Regions from separate parts of the Homo sapiens genome. Here region 2 is linked to region 1. A link is an interaction called in ENCODE POLR2A ChIA-PET data of the cell type or tissue named here. Cell type or tissue: OCI-LY7. All regions are shown on one strand. Each heading gives the region's core, and the rest is flanking DNA. Links, peaks and the distances in the headings are about the cores only.

What was found. Peaks named below come from ENCODE experiments on the same cell type or tissue, not always from the same donor. Only the 100,000 strongest peaks of a DNase experiment are listed, where the experiment ranks them.
Region 2: POLR2A ChIA-PET joins it to region 1 with 10 read pairs; 3 of 35 experiments call an interaction of 5 or more read pairs at or near these places.

The regions. Positions count from the first base shown.
Region 1 is chr19:38,535,382-38,543,712 of GRCh38, reverse strand. RYR1 (ryanodine receptor 1) reads right to left here. Exons shown (of 106, transcript NM_000540.3): 81 at 8,321-8,331; 82 at 7,643-7,716; 83 at 6,946-6,963; 84 at 5,753-5,833; 85 at 278-366; 86 at 53-181. LOC124904710 (a long non-coding RNA gene) reads left to right here and starts at 6,600. Exons shown (of 2, transcript XR_007067250.1): 1 at 6,600-6,718; 2 at 7,779-8,200. In OCI-LY7, for the core only: no CTCF peak of the experiment used is centred there; a DNase peak (open chromatin) is centred at 4,732.
Region 2 is chr19:38,415,809-38,424,139 of GRCh38, reverse strand. RASGRP4 (RAS guanyl releasing protein 4) reads left to right here. Exons shown (of 17, transcript NM_170604.3): 2 at 1,987-2,171; 3 at 2,940-3,045; 4 at 3,170-3,232; 5 at 3,878-4,009; 6 at 4,127-4,280; 7 at 5,576-5,749; 8 at 6,972-7,088. Among named protein-coding and RNA genes, the nearest start is that of RASGRP4, 6.2 kb to the left of the region's middle. In OCI-LY7, for the core only: no CTCF peak of the experiment used is centred there; a DNase peak (open chromatin) is centred at 6,229; H3K4me3 peaks cover 718 bases.

The sequences.
Region 1 (8,331 bases), core at 182-8,181:
ACGATGCGGGACCCCCTCCCTTCCCACTCCCGCCCCAGGGGGAGCGCCCTACCTGGATGTACTCAGTGAGGCTGTTGAACACCTGCTTAGCCACCGACATGGCTTTGGAGAAGTTCCTCTTGCCCTGCTCTTCAATGACATCCTTGCCCGAGTAGTACCAGTAGAAGTCGCTGATGGATTCCTGGTGGGGGCGGGTAGGGTGTGAGGGGGTGCTGGGGCCGACCATGGCCCTGCAGCCCCCGACCCAAGTCACACCTGAACCGTCTCACGTCCTCACCTGCAGCCGCAGGAGGTAGTCCACAGTGCAAATGATGATGTTAATAGTGGTCGTGTTCCCTGTCTGTGTCCGTAGGTAGTTCTGGAAATCTGGGGAGATGAAAAGTCATTTATCCAGCACCTCCCATGTGCTAGGGGAGATGAACAGTGGGTCATTTATTCATTTATGCAATACTCATGTGTTGAGTTCCTATTGTATGCCAGAAAGCATATCATCATCAATTTATTTAATAACTATCAAGTACTTACTATGTGACAGAGAAAGATGGATGATCATTTATTCATTTGTCTAAAAATACTGGCCGGGTGGCTCACGCCTGTAATTCCAGCACTTTGGGAGGCCCAGGCAGGCAGATCACCTGAGGTCAGGAGTTTGAGACCAGCCTGACCAACATGGTGAAACCCCGTCTCTACTAAAAATACAAAAATTAGCTGGGTGTGGTGGTGGGCACCTGCAATCCTAACTACTTGGGAGGCTGAGGCAGGAGAATCGCTTCAACCCCGGAGGCAGAGGTTGCAGTGAGTGGAGATCTCACCATTGCAGTCCAGCCTGGGCAACAAGATGGAAACCCCGTCTCAAAAATAAATAAATAAATAAATAAATAATTTTAAAATAGGCTGGGAGCGGTGGCTCACACCTGTAATCCCAGCACTTTGGGAGGCCCAGGTGGGTGGATCACTTGAGGTCAGGAGTTTGAGACCAGCCTGGCCAACATGGTGAAATCCCGTCTCTACTAAAAAAAATACAAAATTAGCCAGGTGTGGTGGCATGTGCCTGTAATCCCAGCTACCTGGGAGGCTGAGGCAGGAGAATTGCTTGAACCCGGAAGGCAGAGGTTGCAGTGAGCCTAGATCATGCCACTGCACTCCAGCTTGGGCAACAAGAGTGAAACTCCGTCTCAAAAAATAAATAAATATAAAAAAATAAAATATAAATATTATTGAGGGCCTGCTATGTGTCAAATGTGGTGGAGCGTCATTTATTCATTCAGTTTTTTCCAACAAATTTGTATATTGACCACCAACTATGTAGCAGGGAGAAATAGAGATTCAGTTCCTCGTTAGTTTCCAAACAATTTTATCAAATTCCTCCTATGTGCTGGGGATATTCATGCATTTATCCAACAAATATTTATTGAGCACCTACTAAAGGCCAGGGAACATATGGATTGGTCACTTGTTCATTTATTCAACATATTTTATTGAGTGTATACTACATCCTCACGAGATTAAGATTGTCACATCCTCTTTGCTACAACAAATTTGTTGCGTTCTTACTATGTGTCATGCAGTATTCTAGGCTCTGGGGATACAGTAGTAAAAAAAAAAAAAACAGTCCCCGGCCTTGGGGGGGATTTTTTTTTTTTTTTGACAAGGTCTCCCTCTGTTGCCTAGGTTGGAGTACTGTGGCATGATCATAGCTCACTGCAGCCTTGACCTCCTGGGTTCAAGTGGTCCTCCCACCTCAGCCTCCCAGGTAGCTGGAACTATAGGTGTGAGCCACCACATCCGGCCAATTTTTAATTTTTTTGTTGAGACCAGCCCAGGCTGGTCTCGAACTCCTGGCCTCAAGCAACCCTCCTACCTTGACCTCCCATAGTGCTGGGATTACAGACATGAGCCGTATGTCCAGCCCCTGCCCTTGTGAAGTTTATATTCTTGTGCAGTAATTTTTTAATCTTTTCTGACTGCAATCTATGGTAGGAAATCCTTTTTTTTTTGAGATACAGTCTTGCTCTGTCACCCAGGCTGGAGTGCAGTGGCATGATCTCAGTTCACTGCAAACTCTGCCTCCCAGGTTCAAGCAATTCTCCTGCCTCAGCCTCCTGAGTAGCTGGGATTACAGGCATGCGCCACCACGCCCGGCTAATTTTTTTGCATTTTTAGTAGAGACAGGGTTTCACCATATTGGACAGGCTGGTCTCCAACTCCTGACCTTGTGATCCACCTGCCTCGGCCTCCCAAAGTGCTGGGATTACAGGTGTAAGCCACCACACCCAGCCGAGGAAATCCTTTTTACATTGAGACCTGATACATGTGTTCAATCTGAAATTATATTCACCTATTCCCGAAAGAGAAGTTTCACATTGCCTTACTCTGTGCCATGCATTCTGTTCTTTTCTGTCCTGTACTGCTCTAGTTAACTACAAAAGAAGAAGTGTGTGCTTCTCATCCTCTCAACCTTGGCTGCACATCAGGACAACTAGGAGGCTTTTAAAAACCCCAGTGCTCAGGCCCAACCCCAGATCAATTGAATTAGAACCTGTAAAGGCAAAACCTGGGCTTAAGTCTCTTTTAAAGCTCCCCAGGCATGCCAGTGTACAATTACAATGAGAACCTCTGCGTGAAACTGATTCATGAACGTCTGTCTGATGGGTTGGTTCCCACTATTTAAAAAACATTGTTCTGTGAAAGCAAACTGTTAAAGCTGAGTGATGGGTAGTTGGGGGTTTATTATACTGTAATATATGATTGGAGGTTTATTACACTGTAGTATATGATTGGAGGTTTATTACACTGTAGTATATGATTGGAGGTTTATTACACTGTAGTATATGATTGGAGGTTTATTACACTGTAGTATATGATTGGAGGTTTATTACACTGTAGTATATGATTGGAGGTTTATTACACTTTAGTATATGATTGGAGGTTTATTACACTGTAGTATATGATTGGAGGTTTATTACACTGTAGTATATGATTGGAGGTTTATTACACTGTAGTATATGATTGGAGGTTTATTACACTGTAGTATATGATTGGAGGTTTATTACACTGTAGTATATGATTGGAGGTTTATTACACTGTAGTATATGATTGGAGGTTTATTACACTGTAGTATATGATTGGAGATTTATTACACTGTAGTATATGATTGGAGGTTTATTACACTGTAGTATATGATTGGAGGTTTATTACACTGTAGTATATGATTGGAGGTTTATTATACTGTAGTATATGATTGGAGGTTTATTATACTGTAGTATATGATTGGAGGTTTATTATACTGTAGTATATGATTGGAGGTTTATTATACTGTAGTATATGATTGGAGGTTTATTATACTGTAGTATATGATTGGAGGTTTATTATACTGTAGTATATGATTTTTTTTTTTTTTGGTAGAGACAGGGTCTCCTTATGTTGCCCAGACTTGTCTTGAACTGCTGGGCTCAAGTGATCCTCCTGCCTCAGCCTCCTAAAGTGCTGGGATTACAGGCATGAGCCACAGTGCCCAGCCAAGTCCTTTTAAATGTTTATAGCAACATCATGTTGCACAGGAAGGTTTTAACAGCCCCTGAAAGTATTTTTGCCCCCCGTTTTTCTTTCCCCTTAACTTTTTTACAGTCAGTTCACAATTGCTCTATCAGGTTGGCTCAACAGAAGGCCCATTTTGCCTAGTTTCATGACATAGACAAAGCATACTCAAATATTCAAAATTTTATAAGCAAAGGTACAGGTTTTCCCATCAACCCTGCTTTCTAACTCCTTTATTTGTGTTAATTTAAATTGTTAAATTAAATTGTGTTAATTTAAATTGGGCTATATGCAAAAATAAAAGATACACAGCTCCTGTAAAAAAAATTCTGGCAACTGACAACACCTGTTATAGACATGTGCAAATAAGTGAGAGACAAACCTTTTGTCTGCTTTGAATAGCACTGACTCCTCAAGACATGCAAGGGGTCTGAGATTTGAAAGATATTTCAAATATCTATTTGATTAGGTCATGAATTTAGGCGAGGACTGGGTTGCAAATATGTTGGGAGACAGCAATCCCTTTCATAACAACATTCTCATTTTCAAAACTTCATATTCCTGAGGAATAAAATTTATTTTAAACCCAAAGACTGATTCCATCTTAGTTAAAATTAAAGAATGAAAATCTTAGTCCCGGCTGGGTATGGTGGCTCACACCTGTAATCCCAGCATTTTAGGAGGCCAAGGCAGGAGGATTGCTTGAATCCAGGAGTTTGAGATCCCCTGGGCAACACAGTGAGATCTCATCTCTACAAAAAATAAAAAACTTAGCCAGACATGGTGATGCATGCCTGTAGTCCTGGATACTCGGGAGGCTGAGGGGTGGATTACTTGAGCCCAGGAGGCAGAGGTTGCAGCGAGCTGTGATCACACCACTGCACTCCAGTCTGGGCGACAAGAGTGAGACTCTGTCTAAAAAAAAAAAAAAAAAAAAGAAAAAATCTTAGTCCCATGGCACAAAGGTATTTAATAAACCTTGAAAAACTCGTTGTGGACACAAGAGCTTTTGAAAATTCAAGACAAAGAGATCATACTTTATCCTTTGTTGAAAGAAAAAGAATGAAGATTAAAGATATTTACAAATCAGTTACCTTAAAGAGCACTAACCAAGTGGGTGAAGGTTCTATGGAAGTAAGATTACTAATTACTCCAATTCTTGTCACGAAAGTTGATTTCCGGGTAGTCTGTGGTTTCCTAATCACCTGCTAAAGGTTATAACCACAATCTTGAGACTGTACATGTTTGTTATAGGAAATGGCATTGGGTAGAATGTTTTTTGTGCAGAATTTTGTCTGTTCTGTAAAGTTGTAAGCTAGGTTTGCTGCATGAGACTGCATTTCTCATCATTGATGTTGTGTAATTAATTTGCTGTCATCCTCAATCTTGTTAAATTGGCTGAACCACAACAAAACAAAACTCTTGCTTAAGATAGGAAAGAATCTGTAGGCCTTTGTACAGATCTTTCCTCTGCAAAGATTTTATAAGCAAAATAAACAAGTGATTCTAATAGATTTATTTTTAAATGCCAGGCAGTTTTTTCCCTTAGGTCTTTTCTGGACCTAAAGTACAGAAATCCACCACGTGTATAGAACTTTGGCAGCCACTGCAGAGCGCCTGTGGGAAAATAGCATGTGACAAATTGTCCATTTGGGCAAATTGATTTTTGGCCAAATTGGTTTTTGGCAGGTTGCTTTTGGGGAATTGGACTGGCCAGAGGAGATGAGGGGGAAACAAAGTGGCTAGATTCCAGAAATTCCAGCGAGGTTTTTTTTTGAGATGGAGTTTTGCTCTGTTGCCCAGGCTGGAGTGCAATGGTGCGATCTTGGCTCACTGCAACCTCCATCTCATGGGTTCAAGCGATTCTCCTGCCTCAGCCTCCTGAGTAGCTGGGACTACAAGCATGTGCCACCACGCCCTGCTATTTTTTTTATATTTTTAGTAGAGACGGGGTTTCACCATGTTGGCCAGGCTGGTCTCGAACTCCTGACCTCAGGAGATCCACCAGCCTTTGCCTCCCAAAGTGCTGTGATTATAGGCCTGAGTCACTGCGCCCAGCCTCCAGAGAGATTTTGAAAGCTAGGTGGATTGACACTGGCTGGAGAGTGGCCATCATTGACCGGGGGAGGAGGAGGGGCGGAAACTAATTCAGTCAACCCTTCCGTACCAGCCCCAAACCTCGGCTTCCCCTCCACCCCACACCCCTCCTCCTCACCATTATTGTGCCCCTCACAGAGCAATTGTAGGAATCGGAACAGGTCTTGTGTGAATTCATCATCCGCCATGACCTTCTCTCCTAGGTGGAAGGGAGGGGACAGGGCCCAGGAGGGGTCAGATGCGCCAAGACACAGCGCACACATGCACAAGGCCCATGCACACTGCACACGCATGCACAAAGCATGGGGGTGCTGGGAGGAGCAGCTGCCACTCCAAAGACACTGTGAGGGCCATGGGCATCCATGACGCCAGGCGGTCTTGACCTCAGAGCCCATGACATCAGCAGACGGAGACCCAAGGGGCCCTGAGTCATGAAGCTGGGGCCTCAAGTGTCTTTCTACATCAGTGCCCTCTGATGTCACCACTTGTGTTACGTTCGGGAGAGTCTGCTGACCTAGCAGACATTCAGGCAGCTGGTAATGCCCTCAGCCCCCCTTCAGACCGTGGAGGTTAATGGATTATGGGGGTTTGGGTCACCTTCACACAAAGGCTCTGGGCAGGGGAAGATTGGGCTGGGAGGGATAAGGGATGGGGATTGAAAGCCAGCCAATTGGCCCAGATGCCTTGAAAGCAGCCAATCCAGGAGTAGCACAGGGGAGGCGTGTAAACAAGGGCCAATCAGAATGGGCATCTGAAAGAAGCAAATCATGGTGGGCGGTAGGGGAGGAGGCTAGACCGCAAATGGGCCAACCAGAGCAGGCACAGAGGAGGCAGGCGCAGAGGAGGCAGGCGCACACCAATCAGAGTGGATGCCGGAGGCAACCAATTCGGTTGGTGGATGGGAAACGCTGACTGACCAATCTGAGGTCGGGGTGCAGAGAGCAGAGTAGGTGGGAGTGGGGATCACTCCACACCGGGACTGCGAATCTGGGTCTGGAAGTCCGACAATATCCAGCTGGAAAGAGATCTTTACCATGTTCTCTAGCTTCTGCTTCACACATGGGGAAAGTGAAGCTTAGGGAAGGTAAGAGACTTGTTCACAGGCCCATGTATTCTCAGTGGCTGATCTGGGACCTGAATCATGCTCCCCAGACTCCTGATCTCCAGGTTTTGCACTGGCAGGGTGCACCTGCTGAAGGGTCCCTCCCTCCCCTCCACGTCCCAGATCCTCAGCCCCTAGGTGGAGGGGTGGACGGGGTTAGGAGGGGTGGGTGACAGCAGCACAGCACGGGGGTGGGCTGGGGGAATTACCGTTCTGGCGATTGATGACTGGGGCAGCCAACAGGATGGGAGGAGGAAGCAGGAGAAAAGAGAGAAAAAGAGAGGGAGACAGACCGCAAACACACACAATGACAGTCAGGGACAGAGACACAGAAAGACACACAGAGAGAGAGGAACAACCCACAGAGAGAAAGGCAGAGTGATAAGGAGACAGAAGGAAATGGATTAGCAGGGAAGAGGGTAGGAAATGAGGGTAAAAGCAGAGGGAATGAAAGAAGAGGATGGAGAGGGAGAGAGAGAGATGAAGACATAGAGGTAGAAAGGCAGGAGCGAGGATCCGGGTAGAAAGGTTAGACACGTCACAACACGGCAAAGAGGAGACGCGATTAACCCGGATTAGGGACATTAATAAGAGAACAGCAACCAGGGCGTGACATTTGGGGCACGTGGAGGGTGGGGTCCATGTAGTGATGGGTGAGAACACAAGACAGAATGACTTCTGGTGGCGGGGGGGGGCGGAGGTGGGTGGTGGACATGGGGAGGGAGACCCCAGGGGGATGGAGGGGGTGGGACTGGGGGACCACAGCAGAGGGAGGGACCCGAGGGAGCCCTTGGGAACCAGTGTCTTGGAGGAAGGGAGCTCTGGGCAATGGCGGGTGGGGGTGGGGTGGGAGGAATCCCAAAGGAAGATGTCTCAGGGGGTGGGAAGCCCAAGGGAGGGCCTCACCAGTGCCATCCTCATTCACCATGCCCAGCCCCTCGGCCTTGTTCTGTCTCTCAAAGGCATTGAGATCCAGGACGCTGAGGAAAAGAAAGGAAAGATAGGGGGTATGTGATGAAGCCTCTGCCCTCCTCTCTCCCAGGGCCTGGCAGCTCCCCACCATGGTAGCCTGGAGAGCCACAGTAAACCATCTATGCGCTGAAATCAAGAGGAAGCAGAAATGAAGAGTTGGCAGAAGCTAGGACATATGGTTGGGCCAGGATGAACCATGCGCAAGCTGAAATAATGAGGAACCAGAAACCACCCATTTAGCAAAAGCTGCAGAGGGTAGGAAAAATCAGCCGGCAGCAAGAGGTGAATAAAGGCAGACAACAGTAGAGGCAGATTAATTGGGATCATCAGAGAGCTCCTAAATCTCCCACTGCCAAGTTCCCCTTAAATTCTCAAGTTTTTGGTTCCACTGTCTGGAATTCATAATGCAACTCATTCTTCAAGTCTATGACATTTTGCCTCCCTTATTGTTCTACATTAATTCTTATAATAAATTCCCTGTTATTTGAGCGATTCTGAGTGAGTCTCTTTCCCTGGACTGAAAGAGCAGAATCAGAACTGGAAATGGTACCAGGAGTGGGGTGGCAGTGGCACCAAACACAGCTTAACAAGAAGAGGTCCACTCGAACCTACCTGCATGTTTG
Region 2 (8,331 bases), core at 140-8,139, 120 kb after region 1:
TCCAAAAAAAGAAAGAAAGAAAGAAAAAAGAAATCCCTGGAGAAGGTCCAAGGACTATCCTCATTTTTCCTTCGAGGAAATTGAGCCCCAGAGAAATTAAGTGACTAACACGAAGTCACAACAGCTGGCAAAAATTTCTGGATTCTACTTTCGTCTGAAGCTTGGATTCAGCAGCCTCCCTGCTCCCACCATCCTTGTCTCTCCATTACCCTCTTCCCCTATCAGGAACAGCAGCCTCTGGGAGGCACCAGGCAGAGGGAGAATTATTATTACTATTATTACTATTATTATTATTATTATTTTGAGACTAAGACTCGCTCTGTTGCCCAGGCTGGAGTGCAGTGGCACGATCTCGGCTCACTGCAACCTCCGCCTCCTGGGTTCAAGCAAGTCTTCTGCCTCAGCCTCCTGAGTAGCTGGGATTACAGGAGCCCACCACCACGCCTGGCTAATTTTTGTATTTTTAATAGAGATGGGGTTTCACCATGTTGGCCAGGCTGGTCTCGAACTCCTGACCTCAAGTGATCCACCCACCTCAGCCTCCCAAAGTGCTGGGACTACAGGCGTGAGCCACTGTGACTGGCCTCTCTTTTTAATTTTTTTATTATTATTTTTGAAACAGAAATCACTCTGTCACCCAGGTTGGAGCACAGTGATGCAGTTCCGGCTCACTGCAGCCTCCACCTCCTGGGTTCAAGCGACCCTCCTGCCTCAGCCTCCTGAGTAGCTGGGATTACAGGCGCCCGCCATCACGCCTGACCAATTTTTGCATTTTTAGTAGCGATGGGGGTTTCACCATGTTGGCCGGGGTGGTCTCGAACTCCTGGCCTCAAGTGATCCACCCACCTTGGCCTCCCAAAGCTTTGGGATTACAGGCGTGAGCCATCACACTGGTCCAAGAGCCTTGCTCTCTTGAGGGCTGTGGGAGGAAGGAGGGGAGGGTGTTAGAGACCAAACGGGAGCCCTGAGGAGGCAATTCCTGAAGGCAGGTCCTCCCATGCCTCTGCCTGGGGAGGACAGAAGAGATTCCAGGGGTCTTCTCCCGAGTCCCTGGTAGGCCAGGAGTAATCCTGGGATCTGCCAAAAGGAAGTCTCTTCCAGGATGCCCTGGAAGCAGTCAAGAGGAAGTTGGGGGCAATGCCTGGGGAAGGAGTTCTTATGATTCCCTGAGGGGTCTTGAGTGGTCCCAGGGGTCTTCTACTGTGATTCCCTGGGAGATTCAGAGCAGTCCTGAGCGGCGGTCCCCAGGCTTTTTGGCATCAGGGACCAGTTTTGTGGAAGGGGGTGGGGATGGTGTGGGGATGATTCAAGTTAATTACATGTATCCTGTGCTTTATTTTTATTATTATTACATTGTAATATATAATGAAATAGTTACGCAGCTCACCATAATGGAGAATCAGTGGGAGCCCTGAGCTTGTTTTCCTGCAACTGGATGCTCCCATCTGGGGGTGATGAGAGACAGTGACAGATCATCAGGCATTAGGCATCAGGCATCATAAACAGCACGCAGCCTAGATCATCAGGCATCATAAACAGCACGCAGCCTAGATCCCTCGCATGTGAAGTTCACAATAGGGTTCATGCTCCTAAGAGAGTCTAATGCCCCAGCTGATCTGACAGGAGGTGGAGCTCAGGCGGGGGTGCTTGCTTGCCCGCTGGTTCCTAACAGGCCACGGACTGGTACCTGTCTGTGTCCCAGGGGCTGGGGACCCCTGGTCTTGAGGATCTTCCTCTCTGATTCCCTGAAGGGAGCAGGAATATCCCTGGGAGTTTGCTTGTGGGAGAGGGCTCCCATGATTCCCCCAGGGATCTGGAATATTCCTGGGGATTCTCTCTAGAGTCCCTGGTAGGTCAGGGGTAACCCTGGGGCTTTGCCTTTAGGAAGCCTCTCCCGTGGTGCCTTGGGGCATTAGAGTCAAAAGGAATTCTAGGGTCTGTCCGAAAGAAGGTGCTCCCATGACTCCTTGGGGGCTGTGCCCACAGGAAGTCCCACCAGGAATGCACCGGAAAAATAGGAGGGCGAGGCCGGCCCCGCCAAGTGCGCCGCCACAAGACATGCCCCAGCCCTCGGGAAATCAGCAAGGTCATGGCTTCCATGAACCTGGGCCTGCTGAGTGAGGGCGGCTGCAGCGAAGATGAGCTGCTGGAGAAATGCATCCAGTCCTTCGGTAAGTGTCCTCTCCCCAGCAGCCTCCCTGGCCCTAACCTCGGGCTCAGCACTCGCTTCTCTCCACCTCAGTTTTTGGAGGTAAAATGAGAACAGGGCTGGGTGGAATGAAACTCAATCACTACATTAGAGATAACAGAAACACCTGCATTTCTTCTTTCCTGAAATGGAAATATATACATTTATATATATATATAATATATGTGTATATTATATATATTTATATAAATCTTTTTTCTTTTCTTTTCTTTTTCTTTTGAGACAGAGTCTCGCTCTGTTACCCAGGCTGGAGTGCAGTGGCCTGATCTCAGCTCACTGCAACCCCCACCTCCTGGGTTCAAGAGATTCTCCTGCCTCAGCTTCCCGAGTAGCTAGGATTACAGGCACATGCCACCAGGCCCAGCTAATTTTTGTGTTTTTAGTAGAAACGGTGTTTCACCATGTTGGCCAGACTTGTCCCGAACTCCTGGCCTCATATGATCCGCCCGATTCAGCCTCCCAAAGTGCTGGGATTACAGGTGTGAGCCACTGTGCCCGGCCAGTCTGGTGCTATTTCAATCTTCAGCAAGACTTGCCAGGGGTGATGCTGCCCCATGCACAATACAGATAAGGAAACTGAGGCACAGGAGGTTAGGTTGCCTGTCCAAGGTCATGCTGGGGATCACCGTTAGAGCTGGTCTTTGAACCAGGTGGTCCGGCAGGATCTGGAGCTACGCTCTGCATTGCTTGAGGGCCATTCTGTCACAGAGTACCCCTCCTTCCACCCCAGATTCAGCTGGCAGCCTGTGCCACGAGGACCACATGCTCAACATGGTGCTGGCCATGCACAGCTGGGTGCTGCCGTCCGCCGACCTGGCTGCCCGCCTGCTGACCTCATATCCTCCAGGACTGTGAGCTATGGGTGGAGGGCAGAGGGCAGAGTCGTGAGAACCTGGGCAATGGGAATGGGGAGCAGGCAGGTCATGGATCCTGGAAAACAGAGCCTTGACCAGAACTCAAATACCAGAAGGCCACAGGGGACACCCAGGAGCTGAGACGGCTGCAGATCTGTCACCTGGTCAGGTAGGGCTGGGCCGAGATCCCCACTCTCAGGACCCACGACTTCCATCCTGCTTCCCCCTCAAAAAACATTCCTCAGAGAATCCCCAGGCCAGTTCCCACAGACCCAACCAGCCCCACAGGCCAAAATCCCACTTCTGAGACACCTGTAGCTTGGTTCCTAAGACCCTCTTAGTTCCGTTCCTTAGAACCCCCACTTCCTAGAGACCCCCCTCACCAACCAGATCCCATAGACCCTCCTAGCTGGTGCCCAGAGACCTCCAACTCTGATCCCCAAAATCTCTACCTCCCACAGACCCCAGCCTAGCCCATAAGACCCCCTCATTCTGTCCCTCCAAAAATTTCACCCCCGGAAGCCCCCAGTCTAGTTCCTAGGACGCTCCACGATCTTGCTTCCCAATAATCCCACTTCCAAGTGACTCCCCGGTCTGTTTCCCACAGATCCCCCCAGTCTCTGTTAAGAGACCCCCATCCTACTCCAGAGATTCTCCAAGCCTGGTGCCCCTCCAAACCCCAACCCTCCAGGGACCCCCACACACATTTAGAGACCCCCTAGCTCAGCACCTAGAAATTCCTCAGCCCAAAATACCCCTTGTAGAGACCTTCGCCACCCCCGGCCTCATCTCACCATCTCCAAACCACTCTCAGGTACTGGCTGATGCGACACCCTGAGGTGATGCACCAGGATCCCCAGCTAGAAGAAGTCATAGGTCGTTTCTGGGCCACCGTGGCCCGGGAGGGCAACTCAGCCCAGAGAAGACTGGGAGACTCTTCTGACCTGTGAGTCAGCCCTGTGCTCCCCTCTTCCCTGCCCCATCGCCATTCTGCCATCTCCCTCTATATCCCCAAGCCCTCAACTGTGAGCCACTCCAATACCCTGCCCCTCTTGGCCCCCAGCCTGAGCCCTGGTGGCCCTGGCCCCCCACTCCCAATGAGCAGCCCAGGCCTGGGCAAAAAGCGCAAAGTGTCCTTGCTTTTCGACCACTTGGAGACGGGGGAGCTGGCTCAGCACCTCACCTACCTGGAGTTCCGGTCCTTCCAGGCTATCACGGTGAGGACCCCCTCCCATCCCCGTCCCAAGCAGGGGAGACACTGGGGTAGGGGAGGGATTGGCTGGGGGAAGGTAGGACTGAGAGGACACCTGCATGGTCATTCGGCAGAGATCTCAAAGTCTTAAACTCAAACCTGTATGCTAGAAGGTCCAGGAAAATGAGTTAAAGAGGCCAAGGCAGGCAGATCGCCTGAGGTCAGGAGTTTGAGACCAGCCTGGCCAACATGGTGAAACCCCATCTCTACTAAAAATACAAAAATTATCCAGGTGTGGTGGTGCATGCCTGTAATCCCAGCTACTTGGGAGGGTGAGGCAGGAGAATCACTTGAACCTCAGGAGGCGGAGATTACAGTGAGCTGAGATCACACCACTGCACTCCAGCCTGGGCGACAGAGCGAGATTCTGTCTCGAAAAACAACAACAACAAAAAAGTAAAATAAATAAATAAAAGGCTTATTGCAGCGACTGGCACTTAGTAAGTGCTCAAAATATTTTATCATTTATTCAACAAGCATTTAAATTCATGGTGCCTCAGTTTCCTCATCTGTAAAAAGGGGATATGCACAGTTCCTGCCTTGCAGGAACAGTGCCTGGTCCAGGGTAAATGCTATCTGCTTGAACCATTTGAAATTGTCATATATTACCTACCCAAGGATCAGTTTCATGTGCTTCAACATATATATGCATTAGCTTTTGCCATCTGGACATCATCATTTCAAGGGAAGGTGGGGATCTGTTTCCTTCATGTGAAACTGTCCCGATTGTATGTGTGTGTTGTGTGTGTGAGTGTGTATGCAAATATACTCAGTGTAGTGGATGTGGGTATGAAATGAACACTCCTTGGGCAGAACAGATAGAGGTTGATTTCAATTCATCTTCCCCAGCCTTCCCTTTGCTTACTGTATACCAGTCAGGTGTACAGTTAAGAGCATATAGACGCCCACCCTGACTCACACCTGTGTGACCCTGGGCAAATTACCTATCCTCTATGTGCCTCAACTGTCTCACCTCTAAAATGGAATGATACTCACCTCATAGAGTTATGAGGATTAAATTATTTAATATGATTACTTGTCAAATATAGTGCCTGGCTATATTGAAACATGCCTCCTCAGATGGGAGAGGAGCATGGTGACGTTAAGGACATGTAGCAGCCTGAGGGTTGGGGGACAGATGACAAAGGTCACTCCGGCTAGACCAGGCTAGGACATCAGAGATCGTGACTGCTAGTTGGATGCCATGGAAGGGCAGGGCCTGAGCGCCACGGCCCACCTTGACACCCACCTCGCTCCCAGCCCCAGGACCTGCGGAGCTACGTTTTGCAGGGCTCAGTACGAGGCTGCCCGGCCCTGGAGGGCTCCGTAGGTCTCAGCAACAGCGTGTCCCGCTGGGTGCAGGTGATGGTGCTGAGCCGTCCCGGGCCCCTACAGCGTGCACAGGTGCTGGACAAGTTCATTCACGTGGCACAGGTGAGGCCCGCCCCTTGGGGCTGCGAACTCCACTGCACGCAGCCACCTGGTCCTTCCCCTTCCAGACCCTCGACCCCACAGGGTCATCCCGGCGGTGACGTCACGCATCTCCCGGCCCCGCCCCCGAGGCCACAGCCTGGGCATTCCAACCAAGGACCGTAACTTCTTCTTTGGCCTTGATGTCACCGCGTCGCACCCACCGTGGCCCCACCCCTTGGCCCTAGACGTGACAGGCTCCCAAGCCCTATGCCCGAATATTCTATCCCCAGGTCAATGAGAGTGTCTCTTCCATGCCCCCACCTTTGTGGGGCATGGAAGCCCGAGGCTTCAATCCCCAGTCCCCAGGCCCCAGCGGTCGCTTCGGGATTGTGCATCGCTCCCCATTGCGTCCGGGCTCTCCCCGCCCCGCCCCATTGTGTTACGCCCTTCTCTTCCCCTCCCTTCCCCCTCCTTTCCGGACACCTTCTCGCCCTTCTGGGGAAAAGGGAAGCCCTACGGCCCCGCTGTGGCCGCGCCCCCTTGCGTATTTCCACGCAGACCACGCCCTTCCTCTGGTGTCTTCCCTGGCTTGCTTACTCCTGCAGGGCCCCTGAGACCTGGGGGTCTCGACGTCCGCCTGGGGTGTCCTTAGTCTGAGCATTTTCCATTCCTCCCTGGCCCCACTCTCTCCACAGCAACCTCTGCCGAAATTTGTCAAAAGGAGGGCAAGGGAATTCCCCAGCTGCCCTGGTGGCCCCACACCTGTCTAGCATCTGTCTGACTCCTCCATATCTCTCTGGCCCTATTCACCTCTGCCTGGCTCCCAGCTCCTGCCCAGAGCCTGCACCTTCTTGCCTCCCCGCACCTGTGTGACTCTCAGAGCAGTCAGACCCCCAGATGGCTGACACCCTGACATGTCTGAAGCCTCCTCCACCTGACACACACCTGTCTATTCCCCAAATCCGCCCAACTTCTCGTACTTCCTGTCTCCCCAGATTTTCTAACCTCGTATCAGTCAATCACTTGCTTGACCCTCCCGGCTCAGATAGCCATCTGACACCCCTGTGAGGCCCACACATGGCATGTCCCACTCTTGCCGCACACACCCGCCTTCTCTCACCTGTCTGATCCCCACATTGGTCCACACATGCCTGGGACCCCACCTCAACTGGGATGCTGTCATCTGAACTCCTGACTTGCCCTCCCTCCCGTGACGGCCCTGTGTGCATGCTTCTCTTCCTAGAGGCTCCACCAGCTGCAGAATTTCAACACGCTGATGGCAGTCACAGGGGGCCTGTGTCACAGTGCCATCTCCAGACTCAAGGACTCCCATGCCCACCTGAGCCCTGACAGCACCAAGGTGAATCCCACTACCCTCCCCAAAGCTCCAAGTGGTCAGCTGTCTTGAGCCCCCACACCTAATTCCCCAAGCCCTGTCCATTCCTGCCCAGGGGTCCTGGTACCACATGAAGTCCTTGCTCCTCCAAATCCCAGACCCCCAGGCTCTGCCAGCATTCCTCCTCCCTGTCATCCATCCACTCATGGTGCTGATCCCTCTCTGCTTTCAGTGTGTCTGGTCCGGAGCTGGACTGTGAGGGAGACAGATGGGAGACAGGCTAGCAGAGAACTTTGCAGTCCCCATGGGGAGGACTGGCTGAGGTCAGAAAGTGGCAGGAAATTAAGCCGAAGATGCCCTGGGAAGATCCTATAGCGCCTTGTAAGATGGGCTAAGCTAGGGAAGTTTTGAGAGTGATGACACACCCTTGATAAAATCTGGGTTTTTAAGAAATAATTATAGGCTGGGTACAGTGTGGCTCACACTTGTAATCCCAGCGTTTTGGGAGGCCAAGATTGGAGGATCACTTTAGCCCAGGTGTTTCAGACCAGCCTGGGCAACATAGCGAGACCCCATCTCCAGAAATTTTTTTTTTTTTTTTTTTTTTTTTTTGAGACAGAGTCTCGCTCTTGTCGCCCAGGCTGGAGTGCAGTGGTGCAATCTCGGCTCACTGCAACCTCTGCCTCCCGGATTCAGGTAATTCTCCTGCCCCAGCCTCCCGAATAGCTGGGATTACAGGGGTGCACCACCATGCCCTGCTAATTTTGTATTTTTAGTAGAGACAGGGTTTTACCATGTTGGCCAGGCTGGTCTCAAACTCCTGACCTAAGGCGATCCACCCACCTTGGCCTCCAAAAGTGCTGGGATTACAGGTGTGAGCCTCCGCGCCTGGCTGAAAAAAAATTTAAAAATAAATTAGCCAGGGATGGTGGCCCATGCCTGTAGTCCCAGCTACTTGGGAGGCTGAGGGGGAGGACTGCTGGAGCCTCCCCCTCAGCCTTTTCATTGTTGTTTTTTGAGACAGAGTCTCACTCTATCTCCCAGGCTGGAGTACAGTGTCGAAATCTTGGCTCACTGAAGCCTCCACCTCCCAGGTTCAAGCGATTCGCCTGCCTCAGACTCCCGAGTAGCTGGGATTACAGGCCTGCACCACCAGACCCAGTTAATTTTTGTATTTTTAGTAGAGACAGGTTTTTACCATGTTGCCCAGGCTGTTCTCGAACTCCTGACCTCAGATGATCCGCCTGCCTCGGCCTCTCAAAATGCT